2 separate regions of the Mus musculus genome follow, and region 2 is linked to region 1. Evidence: chromatin loops called from intact Hi-C (ENCODE). Cell type or tissue: left cerebral cortex. All regions are shown on one strand. Each heading gives the region's core, and the rest is flanking DNA. Links, peaks and the distances in the headings are about the cores only.

Region 1 (9,258 bases), core at 3,609-6,108:
TTGGGGATTAATCACCTGGATTGTTGCAACAAGAGATAAAGCTGGAGTGAATGGAATTTCCCCAGTTTAACCCTGGCTCTCTCCTCCTATGGCGTGATTAACATTTTTCATTTAGCAGTGTGTGCTCATTCATGAGGCCTCGGGCTGCTTCCTTTTGTCTTTTTGACAGAGACTGTTCTTTTACAGGTTGTTTAGACCAAGAGCGATTCAATCCCAGTTCTGGGATCCCTGACAGTTCTCTTTGTGTGGGACACAGTGATTCATGTACATTAGGCCTCTAGAGGAGAGTTGGCTTTTCCCAAAAATGTATAACAAAGATAGATAGATAGATAGATAGATAGATAGATAGATAGATAGATAGATAGATAGACAGATAGATAGATATTCAGACAGGAAAAACGATACATACATACATAGAAATATACATAGAAATATACATACATACATACATACATACATACATACATACATACATACGTACATACGTATGTACATACATAGAATATGTATTCACCATGTGTTCATGTTGTAGGGTACACCTAAAGCTGTGCTTGCATGTGTAGGATAATGCCAGGTGCAAATCCTCTTTGTGTGCTCTCCATGGTGGTTTATTATTGTTGTTGTTATCATTGTATTTATATACATTGTGTGTATTTGTGGCTGTGAGGGGGGGGCACATGCCAGGCTCCTGAGTGAGACCAAAGGACAACCTGAGGGTGTCTGTTCTCTCTACCATGAGTCCCAGGCATTGGTCTCAGGTCATCCAATTCAGTGAGAGAGTCCTCTGCTCACTGAGCATCTCCCCCCAAATTTAAGAGTACCTTCATTTGTTTATTATTGATTTGTATATGTGCATGCAAGCTGTAATGCCAGTCCTAGGAGATTTAATCCAGGTCATCAGGCATGACAGCAAGGGTCTTTAACTGCTAATCATTTCTGGTCTCAGATCTCACCTATTAGGCCATGTTGGCTGGCTAGGGGACCCACTCTAGGGATCCACTTTCCCCCACCCCCACATTGTCACGGTTACAAGCTGTACCACCATGCTTTGGCTTTTTACCTGCAACCTGGGAATTAAACTCAGGCCCACACATTTGTGTTGCAAGCACTGAACCAGCTGAGCCATCGCCTCAGGCAAAGGTAAAAGTTTTTTCTTGTTGCTGCTGTTGTTTTGACCAGACAAACTTTCTCAAAAGTGCAGACTGTCTTGGTGAAGCTCAAAGCTGCCTATGCAAGGTCCTCAAAGCAGTGCTTGTGGCTGAGCTGTGTGGAACCCAGAGCCCCTTCCAGTGGAGAATGTCAGCACCATGGGATGCCCACACACACTTGATGCTTAACTCTTATGCACAAAAGCCAACACCCCCCTCCGCTTCACTGTATTCCAAAGGAATTAGGAAACAGAAATTGGAAAAGAAAAATGGGTTTCGTTACACTTTGGACAGCCGTATACACACAGAAGAAAGAGGTCTACCCTTCTCTTGCCATGTCTGCCAACATTGTGAGTGAGGCAGGATTGAAGACAGACAGAAGCTGAAAATGAGTAAACTGGGACTTTCCTGAGAGGGAGATGCCTGGTGCCTAAAATCATTCCTTTCTCAGCTTTTGTTTGGTTGCTTTTTTTTTTCAAGCTTTTTTTTTTTTAATTAATGTGTCAGGAGAGGAAATTGGCCTTAAATTCCCTCATTTATGAAAGAAAGAAAAGTCAGGAGTTTTAGGGTCAGATCTCTCTCTTTGAGGCCTGACAGGAAACCCTTCCTCCCTAGGTCTGTGACTGTGGCACATGGAGAGGAGGCCTTTTGTGTCTTTCCTTCAGCTGTGACCTGCAAGCTGTGAGCTTCTGTCTGTTAAATGCACTCATTTTGCAAGTGAAAAAAAAAGCCAGCCAGCAGCAGGAAGGGGCACAAATGTCTCTTTAGATCATTTGCCCCCTGGTCAGGGCTTCAGGGTGAGATCTCAGTGGAGAAGTCAGAAGAACTTTCCCTGTGTGTGGTGGTGGTGCATGTTGTGGCATATGCAATGGTGATGGTATGTGTGTGTGATCCCTGTGTGGTTTACGTGGTGCTGGCGATAGTGTGTGTGTGTGCTGTGTATACACGCACAAATATATATATATGATAAATGTATATGTTTATATGACATGCATATATATATGTTATATATTATATTATGCATGCACCACACACACACACATATAGAAAGAGAGAGAGTATGTATGGTGTTATATATGTATGTTATGTGTGAGATGCATGCACATGAGTACACATGTCTGTATCCTTTCCTATATACTTAGAGAAGGATATTAAGTGTCTTCTTCTATTGCTCACTTTATTGTCTTGAGACAAGATCTCTTAATGAACCAGAAGCTCATGGTTTTAGCTGCACTGTCTAGCCAGGAACTTCTTAGATCTCTTTGTGTCTTTCCCCTAGTGTTGGTTACAGGAAAGCATGGGCACGCCTGGCTTTTTATATGGATGCTAGTGATTCAGAACTCTTATGTCCCATGCTCACAGAGCAAGTGTTTTTATTCAGTGAACCATCCTCTCAACTTCTTATCTCATTTGCAAGAAACTAGACCAAGACTAGTTTTTTTTTTTTTTGTACTGTCAACATAGCAACTGGTGGTCACAGTAGCTATACAATTAGAAAATGATTCTAACTTAAATGAAAATCACCACTCAGATTTAGCCAGGCTAAATGCATGTACTCTGTGGTCCTTTGTGCCTAGTTGCTACCCTATCGGATGAAGGTAGAGAGGAATTCAGTATTGAGTTATTCTAATTTTATTTGTGTGACTGTGATAAAGCTCGCTGACTAAAAAGAACTTAGGAAAAGGACAGGTTTATTTTCACTCACAATTCTAGAGTGTAGTCCACCATTGTAGGAAAATCAAGGCAGGAAATTCAAAGTTCTAGTCATTTCACATCCATAATGATGCTTGTATAGCTCAATGCAACTTTTCTCATTGTTACATAATTTAGTAGTCCTTGCCTAGGGAATGGTGTCACCCACAGTAGGCTGAGTCTTTCCACATTAATTACCTGAAGACAATCCCTCATAGACATGCTCAGAGAGCAACAGGATGTGAATATTCCCTCACTAAAGCCTCTTTTCACAGGTAATAAAAATACTATGTTGTGTTAAGTTGGCAAAGCTAACCATTATACTTTCCCAAGGTTGAATAAGAGAACTTCTATCCAAGTATTGATTTAAAAGGAAAAGTTTTTTTTTACAAAGAAGGGAGATGCAAAGGTCTGATACAGTGCATGGAGGAAATGGAAATGCTGAGGACACCAGAAGGGTAGTCAGATAATGTGGATGCTAAGACTGTGTTTGAGAACAAGATTTAACAAAGGAAGACAGAAAGATAGAACTCAGAAATGAAGAGAAGTAAGTGGGTGGCTGATAGAAAGGAAGAAAATGAAAATGAATATAAAGGCTACACAAAGAAATCTACAATAAGACAATGGTCAAGGCCAAGGCTTTCAGGCTTGTAGAAATATTGGCTTTGCCATCCTTTTCTTCATTCTCTGAATAGCAGGATCCTTCACACCTTTATCACCTAGTTTAAAAGCCACCTCTTCCTACTGAACCTCCTTGTTACCTTTTCTGATCCTTTCACCTTCATATTCGCCCTCCCCCATCACAACTATAATATGGACACTCTTCATTTTTATATGCTCCTCTCTCTCTCTCTCTCTCTCTCTCTCTCTCTCTCTCTCTCTCTCTCTCTCTCTCTCTCCATGTATCATCTACCTTCCTAAACACATGTTTCAAGAAGGCATGTTTGTACTCTGTGGGAGTGAGTACATGTGGAAAACTTGAAAGGAACCCAGAAGATGTGGGAAAGAGGATTCAAATGGGCAGTAGTAGGGAAACTTATGAAGACTTGAGATATTAAGGCAGAATGAGGAATACTGGGGGTTGAAGGGTTTAGGTAGAAACCGTAGGGGAGGATGGATGGAGGACAGCAGAAAGGGATGTGTCAACTACAACTCAGATGGTGAAAATGTCATAAGAAACACTGCTACTTTTGTAAGCTAATTAAAATTTTAAGAGGCTAAAAACTGTGAATGAATATATAAGCTTACTTGTCTTTAGCTGCATATGTATCAAAAGATGGCCTAGTCGGCCATCACTGCAAAGAGAGGCCCATTGGACTTGCAAACTTTATATGCCCCAGTACAGGGGAACGCCAGGGCCAAAAAGGGGGAGTGGGTGGGTAGGGGACTGGGGGGGTGGGTATGGGGGACCTTTGGGATAGCATTGAAAATGTAAATGAAGAAAATACCTAATAAAAAATTTAAAAAAATAAATAAATTCTTAGATGTAGAATTGCTAAGTCAAAAAAAAAGAATATATAAGCTTATGTATAAAAAAGGCACCATGCTTTGTCTCTCTTTCTTTCTTTCTTTCTTTCTTTCTTTCTTTCTTTCTTTCTTTCTTTCTTTCTTTCTTTCTTTCTTTTTTTCTTTCTTCCTTCCTTCCTTCTCTCTCTCTCTCTCTCTCTCTCTCTCTCTCTCTCTCTCTCTCTTCTTTCTTTCTTTCTTTTATTTTTTTGTGAATGAATGAACTTGTCCTCATTCCCATGTCAATTTGTTGGCAGTATCTGAATCAATATATCCTATTTTAAAACCCTTAAAGCACAAAATTCTCAGTGGTAACTCATACAAGAATTATTGAATTGGGAGTTAGGGGATCAAAAGATGAGTCAGAAATTACTTATAGGGGATGTGGCATGATGCTGCCCAGTGCCCAGTATGTATGATTTTATTTTATCTTATTTGCATTCTCATACGTGGCTCCCAAGACCCCAATCTCCAATGATTTTTTTCCATGAACAAAGCCCTGTGAGGTTCTTTTGTGGAATAATTCCATAGGAAATTGCTATTTCATGCATGGCTTCCAAGACTCACAGCCCAAGGTAGGAGTGTAGAGAAGAGGAGGGTGTGAGGATGAAGCTCAGCTGAAAGTCAGGCTGGAGCCTCTCACCTCCAGAGCTTTGCCAGGAAGTTCCCTCAGCAGACCCCGGGAACTCCGTGTGGTTAGTGAACCAGCTCTGAGTCATCTCAGTCAAGGAGGCTCCGGATGTCTCTGAATAGTGTGTCTAGACTTACAGTCTGCTGGGGAGGGAGTAGGAGGATCCTGAGAGAAGACTAGGAAATGATGGGTGGGTGTTTGTGCTGGTCTCAGATTACTTCCTGTCCTTCATATCTTAAATACCCAGAGAGTTAATTTCAGGTCATCTACTTTGATGTTTATCGGTTTCACAGAGCCTACAGGATGCTAGACACAGAGCTTGGTTCTGGGAATAGAAAGCTGACAAGGGCTCTTCTCTGATGGACCTCTCTGATGGGAGAGTTATATCTTGTCACAGAGTAATCTGATTAAAGTGGTGAGGGGTGTTACAAAGATATATAATCAGGTCCATGTACATAGAATGGTACATGTTCAAAACCATAAGGCTTAGGAACTGAACTTCATTAGAGAGAGCCATTGATGATTTTTCTTATTTTTGTTTCTTTAGTGCTGCTTTGACAGTTTGATATTTATATATAATGAATTCCAACTGCTTTTAGCCCTGTACCCTCTTGTGCACCCCTCCACTTCCAAGAAGTCCTCTCTGACTTTCATGGTCTTCCTTTCTTGTGAGGTTATTTGGGCTTGCCTGCATTAGAATGGGTGAGGGTTCATGTGCTGCATCACAGGCAACTTAACAATGACTACACCACTAAAGAAACTCAAATACTCCACCAGCAATGACTTACTGCCAATGGTCAGTATCTCAGGGATGGGTAGAGCTCATGTGTTGATGGGTTCCTGCTGCTTCTATCATGTGTGGTAACCTCATGCAGTGACCTTTTGATTACAATGCCAGGTCTTGCCCAGAAGGTGCCCTTCCATGGTGTGCCTCTGTGTCTCCTAGCTCTGACACTTTTTTGCTACTTCTTCCATGATGTTTTCTGAGCTGAGGAGGAGGAGGAGGAGATACAAATATCCTGTTTAGGATCACATATTACTTTCTCCTGGCAGGATGGACGAATTGTAACAGTGGAGACCTGATAAAGGACTAGCAGTAGACAGGTCAACATCATTTTCTTTAGACTGAGTTAAACTAGTCTGACTTTACAAAAACAAAATACACCAAAGTGTTTCTTGGCTCAAGTTGTTTGTGTATCATCCTTTCTTCCACTTTGTTTTCTCTCTTCCTCCTTTCTTCCACTTTGTTCTCTCTCTCTCTCTCTCTCTCTCTCTCTCTCTCTCTCTCTCTCTCTCTCTCTCTCTCTCTCATCTGATTAGAGCCACTACTATCTTTCATGTGATAATATTCAAGGCATCAATCCTACCATCTTGGACAAGGATATAAGGGAGCTTGGGCGAGATTAGGCTCCTGCTTTTATCACAAGATTCATATAGTAACTAACCAGGATTCTACAAGGACTCTCCCAGTCTCTGCTGTAAGTATGTGCTTCTACTTAGTCAAAGACATCCCACAATGCCTCATTCCTGGAAAGTACATATTACTCAATACTGCCATTGGAAGACCAAGCCACCAACATACCAAAACCTCGGTAAACTTCCACAATGTTAATTACAGCAGTGCTGGCCCAGTTTAGCTTCCCCATAAGAAATACAAGGAGAAAACTCACCAAGCCTTATCATCATGGACAAATTCATTAAACCAAGCTTTGATAAAAATTTGTGTACCTGGGCTATCTCTCCGTAAAAGTGGAGTTCAGTATAGTGGCATTAAACATGGATAAGGTAAGGGTTTTTATAGTTCAAGAGTAGGGGGATTTCCAAATTAGAGGTTTAGAAGGCAAATAGGCAGTGTTACAGAAGCAAAACATAAGCATAGCTAGAAAAACATAACAATCTCCTAAAACAGAGAGATGATTACAAGGTGGTCATAGTAAGGTAGTGGTAACAAGGTGGTCATTACCAGCTAGTCATAGATGGTCATATAACATTTTGAAATGAAGACAAAGTTGTCATTTCCTGGATCAGGCAACACTGAAGCATCTGTAGTTAAAGTTACAAGTGGTACATAGCCCAATCCTTGAGAAACAGAATTAATCACAAACAGGAACCAACCTACTTTATCTTTACTATAAGATGGCTTTTAAGTCTAAGATAGAAGCCGGCTGGCTTATCACTTTCCCCGAGCATCCGTGCTGGGCAGCTCACAATCACCTGTAATTCCAGTTTCAGAAGCCCTCTTCTGGCCTCTCCAGGCACATACATATAATATATATTCACACAGACACACACGTGCACACATAGTAAAGTAAAATAAGCCTTGACACAGAAGCACCAGAACATGGTTGGGCACACAAGTCAAGAGCCACACCCTGTTCCTTATGCTTCTCCTCCTGCCTCCGCTCTGGGATCAACCACTGTAGCTGTCAGCTAGTTTCTGGAATATTCCAAAATTGAGTTGTATGAGTATTTGTGCTTGCTCTCTTTAGCACTCTTTCCTATGTGCCTGGCCCTTTCTTTGCTTTTGGCCTCTACAGTATTATTTTCCCTGGAGACTGTCTTTCTGGACAGTCAATCAAAGCCATCTGCTTTACAACACCATAATCAGCCATTATCTTGTTGGCGTATGCATACCTCAATTATCTGTCTCCTCTCCCAAGGCTGCTGCATTAAGGCATGTCCACCTCCATTGTTCTAAACATGATGCTCCCAGTGTCTTACAACATCAGAAATATATAGTCTTACTTCAAATACTGTTGAATAAATGAATGAATGATTACAAGTAAATAGCCAACTCTAGTGATCTTTTTCTTTATTTTTCTTCTATTTTTCTCAATTTCATCTTTGGACATTTCTGAGGAATATTTCTTTGCGAATACAGTCTATCTATGATAGAGCTGTTTATTGACCCTTGAGATAAAACTTCCAAATTGGAATTGGGTGGTTGTGAGTGGTTTTCAGAGAGGTAAAATTTGTCATTAGTATCATTGTTTATGTGTCCAATGCCCTTCATATTTTTCCCTTTTATACAGCATTTGACATTTGCAAAATGTTTTCCATTTATTTTTATGTAAGGAAAAAGCAAAAAGCCATACATACTTTTCCCCATATTACCCCTCCCTTTTAAAAGAGCATAAAAGCAAAGAATCGCTTTGTGTTCAGGAGTAGACAAATTGAGAACAAAAGAAGGAGAGAGAAATGGGTACAGTGGAAGACAACTGGAAGGCTGGGAGGTGTTCAGTCAGTAAAGGGCTCGCTGTGCAAGGGATAAACACCTGAGGTCAAGTCCCCAGCACCCACATGAAAAGCTGCAGGCAGTGGTGCATGACTGTAACCCCAGCCATGGCAAAGCAGAGCTCAATGGATCCCTGGGGCTCCACCAATCAGTGAACTTCTGCTTCCATGAGAGACTCTATCCCGAAACATAAAGTGATGATAACTGAGGAGATGTATAAAGTACTTGTCATTCAAGTATGAAAAGAAGAGTTTGGTGCCAAATAGCCACATAGTAGCTGCATAGGTAAGGCAGCTTACAGGATCCTTGGAGCAATTTGGTTAGCTAGACTACCTGGACTTAGATAATTTCTGGTTCATTGAGAAACCCTGATTAAATAAATAAAGAGGATAGCAGTTGAGAAAGACATCCAATATCACCATGACACACACACATGCATAGGTGCTTACTTGCACATATACCAGCAAATGAACCTCCTACATGCAAACACACATACAAACATTCAGCTGAAACAAACTCCCATACAATTACATGTATAAAAATATAAGGAATATACTGACCTCAACTTCAGACCCCAATATACATGCTCATATATGATCATCTATATGCACATACACAGAAGCATGTATGTATGCACGTAAAAAAGGGAGAAAGATAGGAAAAGACAAAGAGAAATGGAAGAGTGTGAAAGACGTAGATTAAAGATAGATGGATAGATAGATAGATAGATAGATAGATAGATAGATAGATAGATTGATTGATAGAGAGACAGACTGCAGGACAATTCATGAGACAGGTTTTTCCTCCACACAGTCTCAATTTCACTGTCAGAACTGAGTCATTTAAGAAGGTGGGAACATCAAATGACCCAAGGAAATATGAGAAGGTGTGGGGTGTAAGGTTTCTTTATTAGTCAATTTAAAATAAAATGTGGCTGAGTAATTTAGAATGTGTCTGGAGTCAAGCAGAAAATTAGCCATATTCCTATATCCTACCCCCTCCCCTGAAGGCAGCAGAAGTGCCAATAAAAATAAAAATAACAACAC
Region 2 (9,258 bases), core at 3,730-6,229, 58 kb after region 1:
CTGTAGCTCCATTTTATTTTCTAGGACAGAAACATGGGGTGTCCTTGAGAAAGGTTTTCATTGGTCCAGCCCTGTAACTTCATTTGCAATTTGAATGTGATAAGAAATCAGTGGTGTTTTGTGTGTGTGTGTGTGTGTGTGTTGGGGTGGGATGTTGTGTGTCAGGGTAGATGTCCATGTGTATAAATATGTGCAGAGGCCAGAAGATAAACTTGACGTCATTCTCCCACTGTCCTGGGACATACTATATAATCTAGACTAGCCAGCGAGCCACAGGCATATACCTGTCTCTGCTTCTCCAGCATTGGATTACAAACACAAGCCATAACCCAGCATTTCCCCCTGGCATCTGTGAATTCAACTCAGGGCCTCACGTTTAATAACCAACAAAAGTACCTCCTCCTCATACTGAGTTGTGATTAAAAAACAAAAACAAATTGTCCAATTCTCATTGTAGACCGACCTACCTAATGATAGAACTCTTGAGTTAAAATCCAGGGAAGGGGTAGTGTGGGAATGTGGATGGGCTGATGAACACAGGATGCTGGTGTATCTAGTGGAAATTACTGCATGGGACAGAAGAGAGCCACGCACACTTTGATCTTTAAAGATGGGATCTTGCTGTATAATCCATACTGGGTACACACTCCCCATTCTCCATCCTCTGCTTCCCCACTGATTACCATTGTGTTCCGTCATGCCTGACTTTTGTACATGTATATGTTTGTGCTCATGTGTGTGAAGGTACGTGTTGGGTTATCTTCTTTTCGGTGTCGTTCACCTTGACTTTGAAACTTGGTTACTCATTGGCCGAGATTTTGCCTGCTAATTTAGCTAGGTTGACTAGCCACTGAGCCCCAGAGACTCTTCTGATACTTCTTCCTCAGAATTCTTCCTCTGTATTAAGAATACAAGCATGTACCATCAAGTCCTTGGTTTTGTTTTTGTTTATGTTTTTGTTTTTATATAGGTTCTAGGAATTTAACTCGGGACCGTATGTTGCTTGATTGACTCACCGCCAGCACCCACCCGCAGCTACTCTTTGTGTATTCTTAAATATCTTCTAGGAAAAGAACCCATTAAGTGCTTCGTCCTGACCCAGCAGATTCTTGCCAGGCCTCTGTTTACAGGGTGCATACAGCACAGTGCAGTAGAGTATGAGATCGTGTGATGTACAGTGCAGAAGGTATCACTTCTTGCGTGGAGCTCATATGCTCTGGTCAAGAAAAATCCCCTGGGAAGGAGTTCTAGCAGAACCTTCCAGCTGCCTACCCGGTAGCCATTGTTTTTTGTTTCTTCTTAAGATCTTCTTTGATAAAGGGCCAGTTAGTCATAGGCAATATGGCCAAATTAAAAAGACAGGAATTCTAGGTTCCTAGCTTTCCCACCAAAGAGGGAGGTCCAAAAAGGCAGCCATTGAAATGACTTTATGAGTCTTCTGGAAATCCCTATAATGATGTGGAGTCTTTTACACACATATTTCTGTGTCTACACTTACTTTGTCAACCTTAGGAAATTAGGAACCTTTACAGTCATGCATTTAGGTGTTGTGGGAGAGGAAAGGGAAGGAGGAAGAAGGGGTTGAAATAGACTATTTGACTGGGAACTTCTTCCATTGAGAGAAAACAAGCCTGTACTTTATTTAAGCCACAGTTATTTTGGGAATCTGTAAGGAGCAAAACCCAATTTTAGGTGCAAAATACAGGTTGAGCATCCTTTATTTGAAATGCTGGAGAGCACAAGTGTTTTGTTTCTCATGTTTTTTTTAAGACTGTGGAATATTTACATATATATGAGATATCATGTGATGGTTTCCAAGTCTAAACACAAAGTTCATTTCTGTTTCATATGCACCTTAGACACATATCCTGGAGGCAATTTCATATGATATTTTTTATTATTTGTGCAGCCTGCCTTTTGTCTGCAACCTGTTGCAGGAGGTCAAGCATGGAATTTTCCACTTGTGGCATCCTGTCAGCAATCACTGCTGGAGTACTTTGGATTTTTTTCTCCATAGCAAGGACATTCAAACTTTACAAATATGAAACAATTTCTGAAAGGGAAAAACTCTTCAGAAGGCAAGGAAATGGGAGGATGAATGGTTGGTCACAGAAGAAAGGAAAAAGGGAAGGCCTCTTGAGGTACAGAGGGCAATTTGGGGTCATGCTTTTACAGTTAGAAGGCTCAAGATGAAGGGATATGGTGACACTGGAAACAACATGGCCAACACAGAGCAGCACTGGGACCAGAGAGTTTGAAACTGCTGGTGATGGGAAGTCACAAGGACGCATCAGCTAGCATCAGAGACTGGGAGACTATGGTGGTTTTCCCTGTACCACAGTCAGCCAAGAGTTTGTTATGAATAAAGTGTTGTCTGGCTAGACCAGGGAGTATGGCAGCCAGCTTTTCCCTATCTGTTGAATAGAGAGAGGCCATGTGGGCATGGGAAAGCTTAAGAGTCAAGAGCATAACGTGGGCAGCAGTTGCAGGCCTTAGTTGTGAGGTTTGAATAGGTTATCAGGTAGATTAGACCATGCTAGCAGTAGACATGTGTAAGGGGTTTGATTAGATGTAGTCCTGGGAGAATGTATAAAAGTTCAGGAAAGAGTACTGAGAGAAGATGTGTGTATCTGTGCCACTGATGTTGCCATTGGAACTCCCCCACACCCCCCCCCCCCGGTCTCCTCCTGGGAACCATGTCCCCAGCCAGAGTCATAAACAGAACAGGGCAGAGAGCCAGAATCAAGTAACACCACTCAATCTTGGAGAAAGGCCTGGGATAGGCCCGGGATAAGCCTGGAGCAGGCCTTTCTCCAGAGGAGATAAGCAGATGTCCAATAAACACATGAAAAGGTAGGCCACAGGATAATTGTTAGGGGAGTACAAAGCAATGTTACAAAAGCAAGGGCATCCTACATCTGGTGGGATGGCTGCAATTAAGAAAATAATAATGTGGTAGCAAAGATGTGAAGGAAATGAAGGTTGCTTGGACTATTGGTGAAAATGTGAGGTTATTCAGTTGTTGTAGAGAACAGTGTAGGCAGTCATTAAATAGCTGGAAACATTACTTGACCTAACAATTCTACTTCTGGAGATACAATCCAAAATTTGGAAAGCAGGGTCTCAAGGAAATATTTGTACAGTCATGTTTGTAGCAATGGTATTCACTCTATCTAATACAGAACTAACCTGAGTGGTTAGGATGAATGAATAAACCAAGTGTACAATGAACGTGTGCATACTATATAAGTAAATTGACATACACAATGGACTATTATTTAGCCTTCCCTAAGAGGGGCAGGAATTCCATTCTCTATAAACAGGCCATAAGCACATTGCATTAACTGAAATATACCAGACATAAACAAAAAGTGGATCATTCCACTTACAAGAAATTGTTAGAGATATGAAAATCATAGAGACCAAGAATAGAATAGAAATTAGAGGGGCCAAGGACTGTTTTTCAGGGACAGAGTTTCAGTTTTATATAATGCAGAATTCTAGAGATGGTGATGACTATGAACACTTTTATACACTGTGTGTATTTAAGGCCATTGAGCCCTACATATAAGATGTTAAGACAAGATGGAATAACAGTTGCTTTTCCCATCACTCTGACAGAATAGCTGACAGAAGGAACTACTTTGCTTTGGTTTCATGGCACTTTGGTTCATCATGACAGCAAAATTATGAGGGAACCGTTCCAGAATATTATGAGCATGTATCCAAGGTCCTCACATCATGGCAAGACCTGGAAGAGAATATGATAGGAAGGAGCCAGGGATCACATATCCCAAAGGAGCTTCTATCTGTGACCAACTCCCTCCAATGAATCATAGCAAGAAGAGATTTTGCAGGCTTCCACAACAGCTCAACCAATTGGGCACCAGGTGTTCAAACCTGTGAACATCTGTGAGCCATGTCACATTCAAACTGGCCTTGTTTTACTTCCTATAGCTATGCTAAAACATCCTGACACAAGCAACTTAGAGGAGAAAGAGTTTATCTTGGGTTAGAGTTCCAGGTTACAGGCTGTCCTACCAGAGAAGTGACAGCAGCCAGGTTTGAGAGAGCTAGTCCCTTCAAATATATAACAAAAACCATCGAACAAGGAATGCATGTGTGCTCACTCAGCCTCCTCTCCCAGGCCTGGAAAAGGGGCCAGCTACTTTCAGGGTGAGTCTTCCTATCTCAATAATGCGATCAAGATAATCAGCAACAGACACATACCCAGAAGCCAATCTGATGTAGACAATCCTTCATTGGGACTGCTCCCAGGATCTTTCTAGGTTGTAATTGACAGCATTAGCTCTCACATAAATGATAGCAGTAACTATATATTGGGATAAAATCGCAGTGAGGTGCTTATAGCGATGTAGTGAGACTTCAGCTAGTGCTGCTTTGCCTTGCCTTGCCTTCTCAGCTCATTTAGAGGTAAGCCCTTTCACCTGAAAGTCCATTCCAGCATCTAGATGACAAATGGAGTCCTGTGCTTCCCCGTTTCCTTTTGCAGAGATCAACACCATGCTTCACTCCTTAAAAGATGGTTATAACCTAAGAAAGGCAGCCGTGGCCTTTCCAGAGTATGAATCACCATTCACTGAGTTAAGTAGACATCCAAGTGTGTCTACCGCTTTCATGCACAGAAGCAGATACAGTCAGAGCCAGCCAAGGAGAACACGTGTGCATTTACATATGATTTGCATCTGTTTTACATAGGGCTGAGCAAGCTGTGCTGTGTTCTCAAACATCACTCACGTTATATTTTAAGATTGTCACAATCTTTAACTAACATTTCGAGCTGCAGCCAAGGTGCCCCTAACTTTCCATCATTCTATATTAAAACTGGCTGCAACATCATTCTCCACAGTGGACTGCAGCGGAATGCCTCTACAGAGTGCCTGCATCTACCTGGGAAGGTTGTTTATACTCAGAATCCCCATTCGATCCAGGTCTCCATCTTAGACAATGGTCTCTTCTCACCCCATCTCTTGCCCTGCCTCTCAGGTCCAGAGGTGGGATGTCAGAGAACGGTACTGATGCTTTCTTACCCACATTTTGGTTGCTAGGCTTCCCTTAACCCCTGGCCTCCCCTTCTCTTGCATCTCCTGTATCCCCTTTCCCTTCCTTACCTTTGTTTTCTTTCCCACAATCTTGGCGCATGCCCCATCTTTTCTTCTCCCATTTTAATTGTCTCTTATCACACCTGGTTCTTTTCTTCTCCCTCCGTCTTTCTTCTTCTATAGCCCTACCCTTCCCACCCCTTCGTTTTTTGTGTGTTTTTGTTTGTTTGTTTGTTTTTGGTTTTTGGCATGCCCTTTCTCTATGTGTGCTTTCTCCTTATCTGATGTCCTACCTTCCTTTCTTTTGGCCTCCCTGCCTCTTCTGTCTCCTCCCTCCCAGGATCAGTAGGTGTGGCATTCAGTCATCCTAACAATATTCGTGACATAGGAATCTCTTTCCTATGCTTTCTTGAACTTCAGTATTGTATTAATGGAGAGACACTTGGCACCCAAGGAGTAATCAGATTCTCAAATTTCCAGGATAATTTGTGGTTAATTGCAATGATGGGATGGTGCCTTAGTGAGCAGACCTGCAGTTACAGAGTTCTAAGCAGAAGGTCAATCTTAGGAAGATCAGAGTTAAAAACCCATGCTGTCAAGAAAGGCAGAGGAGATGCACAGGGCAGAGAGAACAATGAAGATGGAAAGAGTGGGTGTGCCTATGGGAGGGCTGTCCTATGGAGTAATGGCTTGAAGAAGGTACCTAGCAGAGACTATCTCCTCTCTCATCACCTCTGTTTCTCTTCATTTCTGAGAATTTTAATATGCTAAGCAGATATAATATGAACTCCATCCTCTCAAATTTAAGTGGCCAATAGCATATTGCTAAATATAGATATTCAATCATATAGCAAAGATCTAGAATGTATCTATCCTAGGCAATAGCCTATGTTACCCACCATTCTACCCTGGGTTTGCATATGCATGTCTCTCAGGTACCCTTTTCCCTGGGCCCCATACAAGTTCAGGGACCTGTCTAAAAACCTAAGCTGATTTTCTTTACTTTCTTTACTTCTCTTCGAAAGTGTAATGTGGCTTTAACCTGAATTTTTCTTCCTTCTGACATCTTCTCTTCCTTTCCTCCCCCATGCCATACGTCCCTTTCCTCATCTCCCCTCCTTCTAGTGTCCCTTAGATCCACACCCTCCCATTGTGTAAGATATCCCTTTTATAGAGACAGAATGTCACTGAGTGAAGAGGATGAAGAGACAATTCCAGTCTCCTGTATGGTAAAACAATGAAAACCAAGTGAAATATTTAGTCCCTTACTTTTTTCTATCTACTCCCTGATTGATGTAAAGATAGAAGCTAAGAGATAGAAAAAAGTAAGGGAAGAAATGCACCTTGGCCACTTGACTATTTGGGAAAATGCCAACTGATTTAAAACATCTGGAAAGACACCTGGCTACTTGTGGTGGTGGGATTCTGCCTACCCGGTTCTGTCCCACCGTCTGTGTTGACTAGTATGTGGTGCAGCTTAAGGCTGGACCTTCAGGTTGTTCTTGTTCCCAATGTCATCAGCAAATAAGTGATCAGTCCAGAGACTATCTCCAAGAAGAGAGTTGCCACCTTGCCTTGAGGGAAACTAGAACTAGTAAGTACTAATTTACAAACCCACATTGTGTTCATGCATCCAAAGTAAGGCATGCATTAGTGCTCAGCATGTGCAAGAATATGCCAGTGATAGTGTTCACCTGACAGCATGGGAAAACCATAGTAAATATGACTGAGTGGCTTGGGCACTCAGTCAAGGGTCAGGTAGCTTTTCTTTAAGCCAGAATTAAGAACTCAAGGCAGGGCAGGTGGCTTAGTTGGTAAAATGATTACAATATAACTGTGAGGACCCAAGTTCAGATCCCTCAAACCTACATAAAAAGCTGAGTGTGCATCTATAGTTCCAGGGTTGGAGATGCCTGGGGCTTGTTGGCCAGAATGTCTGACAAAATTTGCCATATCCAGTGAGTGACTCAACATAATTTACACAACGATTGAAGAAGACACCGCTATCAACCTCTATATCCCCACATGTGAGTACACACACATGCACCTTTACTTCAACACACACACACACAAAGACACACAGACACACACACACACACACACACAGCACAGAGAGAGAGAGAGACAGAGACAGAGACAGAGACAGAGACAGAGAGACAGAGAGACAGAGAGAGAAACTCAACCAAAAAAATGTTTAGCACTTAAGTGCTTAACTCCTGACTTAGTTTAGAAAAATAAGCCCTTAAGCCTGAGCAGTGTTGATTGTCTGAGTTAAGTCAGTAGGAATAGACTAATTTATGTTTATAGGAAGACTTCTGAGATCCAATGGATTTACAAGAAACAATCTCTTAGTATTTTGTGACCATTCTATATAAGGGTGGCTAGGGATAGGGAATTGATAGGGGTGTGAGGTCAGACGATCTATTGTATGTTTAACGTGGCCAGGATACGTGTCAGTGACCCTTCTAAGGACACTGCCAGACTTCTACACTTCAGGGGTATTTACTTCCATGTATTTTTTTGTTAGAAACTTGTAAGCTCACAGAAGTGAACTGCCTTCAACACCATAACCTCCTGCCAATCATAATGGCTAAAGACTGATTTTCCTGCCCGTCATTTTGAGCTTGCATTGAAATGCTAAGAATGCTGTCTCATCCCTCAGTTAGCTTAGCCTTAAAAAGTGATCTTGAATTCCTGTCAAACACAGAGCGATGATTTACAGAGTGACAAACACATGCCCACAACATTTACAAGGAGATTTCCTGGTAATGGTAAGAGAATTTCCAGCTCCCACCCAAGAAGAATTGAAAAGGGGACATTTCAAATGGACCCAGAAACATCTGAGAACACAGACAGCACTTTATGCCATTTTTTTTTAGGTTGGGGTTTATAAATAACATGACAATTCTCTTTTTATCTGAGAAAAATGGGCAAGTGAGAGAAATGACCTTAACTTGAAATACTACTTCATTTCTCCCAGCCCTGCTCTGAGTCTACTCCATATGTGAGGGCTCCTTACAGTGCACAGGGCTGCCTGCCCTTTCCAAGCCAATTTAGCCCTCTGCCGCTCATTGGCATCTCATGCCTCATCCTGGCATCTTCAAGGGCTTTATGGAAATGCTGTGCAGATGTCCAGGCACTACTATAGAGTGGGCAGAGAGTCTTCAAATAACCCCATCGATCTCCCTGGCATTTCTTACCTGATCAGCAAGAGGTGTACATTGTATTTTCTTTTATGGCATCTTCATTACCTCTGAGTATTACATGGCAGCCCATTTCCATGTATATTGTGTCATCCACCAGGCTTTATGGCAGTTCCCTGGTCATGCTCAGCCTTTCATTTCACCAGCTTCAGCTTGATCAGCCATGTGTGTTTCTGACCAGACACAACATGCCCCTTATTATGTCACCTCTGTTCCCTCTAAGAATTGTTATTCTTCTACCCATTAGTTTCACAGGAATGATGACGAGAACTCTGAAACATAAAACAGGAACGGGGCCTGTGGAATAGCTCAGTTTTCATACAAGAATCATCACCAGAACCCATGTGAAATGGCTAGGCATGGTGGCGTGTGCATTTAATCCCAGGACAGGGAGCATGGGGACACGCCCAGTGACCACTGGCTAGAGAATCTAGCTGAATGAGAGTGTTCCAGGCTCAGTGAGACACCCTGTCTCAAAGCTTGTTAGGCAGATGGCAACTGAGGAATGATACCCATGCTTGCCCTTTGTCTTCCACATGCTCTCTCTCTCTCTCTCTCTTTCTCTCTCTCTCTCTCTCTCTCTCTCTCTCTCTCTCTCTCTCTCTCTCTCTCTCACACACACACACACACACACACACACACACCCCAGAACCAGAAACCAGAAGTCAGTCCAAAATTAGACTTTATTAAAACTACATTAAATACATCTCCAACTATCCCCAAACCTTGAGCTTTGTACAGAACAGGTGACCCAGTGGCTAGAGCTTGGATGTTGATATGATGGACCTTGCTATAAATGTGATGAAACAGGGAAAGAATCATTCCTATTTGGGATCACTTGTGTTCCCATTGAAAGGTATTAACTTGAGGACCAAAGGGGATGCTGAGTCAAATTCTCTTTGGGGGATATAGCATTTTTTAAATTTGTTAACAACACTGTGGTCGTATAGACTGTCAGACAGCAGCAGAGTGGGGCAGGCAGGAGAACCTTC

The links. Peaks named below come from ENCODE experiments on the same cell type or tissue, not always from the same donor. Only the 100,000 strongest peaks of a DNase experiment are listed, where the experiment ranks them.
Region 2: it touches region 1 in a loop (7-fold over the local background); 2 of 42 quality-filtered maps call a loop at or near these places.

What each region holds. Positions count from the first base shown.
Region 1 is chr16:6,884,334-6,893,591 of GRCm38, forward strand. It overlaps a transcript of Rbfox1 not described here. Among named protein-coding and RNA genes, the nearest start is that of Rbfox1, 180 kb to the right of the region's middle. In left cerebral cortex, for the core only: no CTCF peak of the experiment used is centred there; a DNase peak (open chromatin) is centred at 5,057.
Region 2 is chr16:6,941,731-6,950,988 of GRCm38, forward strand. It overlaps a transcript of Rbfox1 not described here. Among named protein-coding and RNA genes, the nearest start is that of Rbfox1, 120 kb to the right of the region's middle. In left cerebral cortex, for the core only: no CTCF peak of the experiment used is centred there; a DNase peak (open chromatin) is centred at 4,674; H3K27ac peaks cover 892 bases.